Regions from separate parts of the Homo sapiens genome. Here region 2 is linked to region 1. The links are chromatin loops, found by intact Hi-C in ENCODE. Cell type or tissue: mammary epithelial cell. All regions are shown on one strand. Each heading gives the region's core, and the rest is flanking DNA. Links, peaks and the distances in the headings are about the cores only. Region 1 holds the start of TRS-AGA2-2 (tRNA-Ser (anticodon AGA) 2-2). Region 2 holds the start of TRX-CAT1-5 (tRNA-iMet (anticodon CAT) 1-5).

Region 1 (2,923 bases), core at 133-2,632:
GTGTGAGCCTAGAGACTTAGGGACCTCATCAGAGCAAGAAAGTGCAAGTAGGCTTTTCTGCATCATTTTCTGGCCCTCCAGTTCAGACACAAATCAAAAGTTAGTCCCTTCTTGAAAGCCATTAGCATTCATCAAGGAGCCTCAATGAGAGGAAGTTTCAAACAAAAACTAAATGTGTCAGGCCCAGATTTACGGTGAGGGTCTGATTCCACTTCCTTGCGGGGTCAGTTTGGGTCCAGGTGAGAGAGGTACAGTGGTCTCTAGTTTTCTGGAAACGGTACTGCTGATAGGGCAAGGACTCCTTGCGGCTGCCCCAGAGAGGTTGGCTTGTCTTATCCAACTTGCACTTCACGTTAGAGTTTCTAATGAACTCGCAGACTCCAGTTTCTTGCCCAGGAAACCATTTTTACCGTATTTTGTTCTTTTGACCGTTTCTTGTCAGTTAGCTGGTGTAAATTCTGTTTAAAGATGTGAAGGGAGCCTTCTCCATTCGTGTAGTCGTGGCCGAGTGGTTAAGGCGATGGACTAGAAATCCATTGGGGTCTCCCCGCGCAGGTTCGAATCCTGCCGACTACGGGATGTTTTACTGAGAACAGTTCAGCGAGGAAATAGGATCTCACATTTGCTTTCAGTTTGGGAGTAAAGAAACTCGTGATAGAGCCTCTGCGTGTCACCTAACATAGCCTGAACTTTTGCCGACTTCGGGATGTTTTACTGAGAACAGTTCAGAGAGGAAATACGATGTCATATTTGCTTTCAGTTTGGGAGTAAAGGAACTCGTAATAGAGCTTCTGCGTGCCACTTAACGCAGCCTGAACTTTTGCCGACTTCGGGATGTTTTACTGAGAACAGAGAGGAATCGTATTTACTTCAGAGAGGAAATACGATGTCATATTTGCTTTCAGTTTGGGGGCGAGGGAACTCGTGATAAAGCTTCTGCGTGCCACTTGACGCATCCTGAACTTTAAAAATACATCTGCAGACTCTTTATCTATTTTACCTCAACGGAGCGCAGGTATTGGTCCCACCTCTGCTTTTCCTGTCTTTGAAACCAACCGATGCACCTTTCGGGATTTGTAACTCCTATGTTAGCTAGGGCTCCAACCATGGTTGAACATAGACGGAAACCAGTGCGTCACAAAGGAGGCTAGCGAGAGTTCTTTTTTAAAAGGGTCTGACAAAGCGTCCGAGGAATGAAGGAGGAACTGGAGAGGATTCGCGGTTGGGCGGAGACACGTTCGCTGAATTGCCTTGCGTATATTTGGTAGGGGAAACGTGTGACTACAGAGCAAAGAAAGATGGACAATAGCGAGTAACTTCACAGGGATTTCCTAAGAGCTCCATTTTCACGTCAATTCCTCGTTAGTATAGTGGTGAGTATCCCCGCCTGTCACGCGGGAGACCGGGGTTCGATTCCCCGACGGGGAGGAGGCTTAAACTTTTTTTTAGAAAAGCACACTTCCGGTAAACACAGTCTCTAGTCTTCTGGGCAAATGTTGGGTTCTCTTTTTCTTTAGCAGAGTTCTTTCAAACCAACGAAATACTGATCGCAAAAACCATAAGCTGTAGAAATCATGAGGTTCTGTAATAGCAAGAAAATTTCCACTCTGCACTGTAATCTCCATCACAGTGGAGAAACCGGGTAGATACCATCTTACCCAAGTGATTGAATCAGTATTGGGACGAATCTACATTATATACCTTTTTTACAGGATGTGCTCATGAGAGCACAACGTCACTTTTGTGGTATTCTTGGCAAAAATATGTAATCTAAATCAGAAAACATCAGACAAACCCATATTGAGGGAGATTTTAACAAAATAACTGACTTGTACGCCTCAAAAACTGCAATTACTTTTGCATCAACCTAGTAACAGGCAAGCAGGGAGGAAAAATAAATAAATAAATAAATAAATAAATAAACAAATAAATAAAATAACAAAGTTACAGAACACAAAGAAAGGCTGACTAAATAGTCCACATTATAGAAGATCTTAAAGATATGACAGCAACATATGGTCTGGAATTTTTATCTTAAAGGACATTATTGAAATAGTTGGTGAAATCTCAATAAAGTCTATAGATTTTATAATATTATGAATGTGAATTCCTGATTGTATTAATTGTTCTATGGTTATAGAACAAAATGTCTTTAAGAAAATTCACACCTATTTACAAAATACGTATTTAAGGGTAAGGGGAGGTATGTGTCTTCAAACTCACTGTCAAATAGTTCAGAAATATACATTTATGTATATATATGAGAGAGAGAAGGAAAAGAAAATATAGGAATATCCTTAATGTGCTAATATTGAGGGAATTGGGGTGAAGGGTGCTCAGGAATTATCTGTATTATTCATGTACTGTGTCTGTCAGTCTAAAATAATTTCAGAATGGAAAGTTAAAAGGAGAAAAGCCTAATAAAACTATAAATGAAAATATACGAATTAAAATGTAAAAGGGCAAATATACAATTTTGAACAATGCATATGACAAGAGTGACGACTACATTAATGAATAGGAATTTAGAACTGATGAAGGAGTGGGATTCAAAATGTTATAAGTGAGCAAGAAAATTCATAACATGTGACAAAAGCTACATAAAGAGTGAATGCCTGAAACAACATTGTTTCGTAATGATTACATGTTGGAATATGAAAACAAATGGTACTAAATTTCAAAACAGCAACGACAATATAAAATGGAAAGGTATGGCGAAATCCAAATCATTCTAAGCTCCTTTATAATAAGGTAGGAATTAGAAGTGTACCTAGTATATACCCTCGACCAACGCTGAATGGATGAATATTAAAAGCAATATTTTTGTGAGCCATAATCAAAGCCAACAGCATTGCTTCTTTAATGAAAGAATACTCTTCCAGCATATAACAATATGTCTGATTTTGTTTTAAAAATACTTATT
Region 2 (2,923 bases), core at 191-2,690, 150 kb before region 1:
ACATAGGGAACTACACCAGGGCAAGAATACCAGGAGGTAGAGATTATTGGGGGTCATCTTAGAGGCTGCCTACCAGATAGGACCTCTGTCCACCTATGACCCCAGTCTCTCTCACAAAATACACTCGTCACCTTCCAAAAGGGCCTAAGGGTTCCAGAATTTAGCATTTAAATCACATCCAAGTATGTATGAGACACTTCGGGTATGGTTTCTTAAGTATGCCCACTCAAATACATAGAGAGAAACCTTACTGCACAAACCAGAAAACGCCACTACATCTGTTTTGTTTTGTTTTTTGAGATGGAGTTTTGCTTTTGTTGCCCAGGCTGGAGTGTGGTAGCATGATCTCGGCTCACTGCAACCTGTGCCTCCCTGGTTCTAGCGATTCTCATGCCTCAGCCTACTGAGTGGCAAGGACTACAGGCATGCACCACCATACCTGGCTAATTTTGTATTTTTAGTAGAGACAGGGTTTCATGATGTTGGCCAGACTGGTCTCGAACTCCTGACCTCAAGTGATCCACCTGCCTCTGCCTCCCAAAATGCTGGAATTACCGGTGTAAGCCACTGCACTTGGTCTGCCACTACATTTGGGCAAGAGGTTGACCCCTTTACTCTCAAAGTAAAAGTCTGGTATTGTACCAACCAAGCCACATAGGTCCTAAGAAGATATGCTTATTCATATTGAGAAATGATTTTAGCACATATCACTAATGTTGACTGGTATTGTAAATGAATTATTGGACTCAGAAAAGACAGCTAAGGAGGTGGTTTGAATTCCATGGAGTCAATTCATTGAACAGAAGTGTATTCATGTACTCTGAACATTACTTGTATTCGCTAGTGAGCTGTTACCTGTTTGTTTTTCTTTCTTTTTTTTTTTTTTTTTTTTGCACTAAGTCTAAGAAATCAAACTGGTTTATATAGGATTAATGTAAATAGGATCAATACAACAGTCCTTACTCATTTACCTAAGATTTGTAAAAGGTAAGACTGAAGAGGTGGAACCAACTGATTGCCTTCAGCAAATAGTTATTGAACTTAACATTCGCACCCAAAAAAAGACTTTTCTGGTGACCAAGAAAAACAACAAAACTAATGACAAAGGCAGAGAGGTGGAGAGCAACTAGTTTAAAACAATAAAGTTATTATATGTTGTCAAATACTTATTAAAGCAAATAATTAATAAAGGAAGAGAATGTCCTGGCAATTAACAGAAGTAAATGTGGGTTTATACAACGTAGTAATAAAAAAGCATCTCAGCTGAGCGTATGCTTTTGTTTGTCCGACACCTGGGAGGAAAGGAATTTTCCAATGTAGGACGGTGTGGATCAGTGAAGTAGGTGAGTTTTGGGAGAATGGTGAGATTTCAAAGGTGGGAAAGAAACACATAACAAAGAGCAGAAGCAGAAATGAGGGTTTTCAGAAACTGTTGAATGCATGAAAACCTAGGGACTTGGTTTTTGTTTTTTGCGTGTCGATTTAGCTGTAAAACTCATAGCAGAGGATGGTTTCGATCCATCGACCTCTGGGTTATGGGCCCAGCACGCTTCCGCTGCGCCACTCTGCTAAGCGGTTTCTGAAGACCACTGATCTTAATTTCAATCATCAAAATCACCTTTCAGTACCGACAAAATTTTCATTGTCTAATTATTTCATTTTGTATCTGATCGTTTACACTGTCCCTATCTCTGCCAAGCAAGTCGAAGATTCGCTACCCGATAATCAGATGGCCTCAGGTCATAACCTCCAGATCTGTGCTTTTCCAACCTGCCAAAGATCGTCTGAGCCTCTTAGCAAGCACTCGTTTATCATAGCGAGCCTAGGAGGAGGGCGCCAAGCAAAACACTAGGTGTAGTCTTCTCGAGTAGAATCCAGGCAGTCGTGGAGCGAACGCAGCTGCCACCGGAGAGGAATCGTGTTAACAGTCTTATTTGTTTCTGTCAAAAAATTTCATAGACAACCGTAGAAGAGATGTTTTCCCCTTGATGCAGTAAAAATGATTAATTTTATTAAAGTTCAACTCGAGTTGTGTGTGTTCTGTGTGACGAAATGGGAAGTATACATAAAGGACTTCTGTTGCATACCTCAGCACAATGTTATCTCCCGAAAAAGCACTCCTCCAACTTATTCCGTTGCAAGCATAACTAGTGGCTTTTTCAGAAAACACCATTTTTATTTGAAAGAATGATTAAGAAGCTATGGTTATTAAGACTTGGTATTTGACAGACATGATTTTTTTTTTTTAATTTTTAATTAACCAAGTGAGCCTGCCACTTCAAGGAAAACAACTGACAGTATTTGTGACCAATGATAAGATTGGGGCTTTCTAGCAAAAAATTTGAATGTTGCAAAACTTGTATCCATTATCATGAGCTTGACAACTTCCAACTTCTGACTTTAATGAAATTGTTCGTGATAGCAGTGTAATTTTAAGAAGTTTAGTTGACAGTAAGTATTGTACGTATATATGGGATATAGAGTGATATTTCGATACATGTATAAATATGTAATGATCAAATGAGAGTTTTTTCATTTGCTTGCAAAGGCACAAGATTTTAAGCAAAACAAAAACGGTGCCCCTGAAATAAAGAGGATAAACCTGATGTGTAGCTCAAATTATTACATGACAGCTGCAATTTCGATTGGATCCCTTTTGGCGCCGTTTTGACAGAAACACGAAAAAATAATAATAAACTAATAAAGATAAGATCTTCCTCTTCTTGTAGCTTATATCAATCAGGGAACAGAGCTTTTAGGAAGTCCCTGAACACCAGCTCTCGTTTGTAGCTTCCTTTATGATGACGCTAGACAGGGTCATTCTGGAATATTGCAAATGTTTTATCATTAGTAATGTAAGCTTTTGGATGATGATGGAACATGGGCTAAGGCTAGCATGCTCGTATTTTTTTTTTCTCATTTA

What was found. Peaks named below come from ENCODE experiments on the same cell type or tissue, not always from the same donor. Only the 100,000 strongest peaks of a DNase experiment are listed, where the experiment ranks them.
Region 2: a loop joins it to region 1, with 8 times the contacts of the local background. A loop is called at or near these places in 13 of 110 quality-filtered maps.

What each region holds. Positions count from the first base shown.
Region 1 is chr6:27,478,318-27,481,240 of GRCh38, forward strand. It overlaps TRS-AGA2-2 (tRNA-Ser (anticodon AGA) 2-2), which reads left to right and starts at 495; the gene lies at 495-576. TRD-GTC2-6 (tRNA-Asp (anticodon GTC) 2-6) reads left to right here and starts at 1,357; the gene lies at 1,357-1,428. RefSeq lists a silencer at 1,410-1,469. In mammary epithelial cell, for the core only: no CTCF peak of the experiment used is centred there; DNase peaks (open chromatin) are centred at 524 and 1,224; H3K4me3 peaks cover 1,659 bases; H3K27ac peaks cover 1,223 bases.
Region 2 is chr6:27,331,487-27,334,409 of GRCh38, forward strand. TRX-CAT1-5 (tRNA-iMet (anticodon CAT) 1-5) reads right to left here and starts at 1,570; the gene lies at 1,499-1,570. RefSeq lists a silencer at 1,495-1,574. In mammary epithelial cell, for the core only: no CTCF peak of the experiment used is centred there; DNase peaks (open chromatin) are centred at 1,455 and 1,635; H3K4me3 peaks cover 1,031 bases.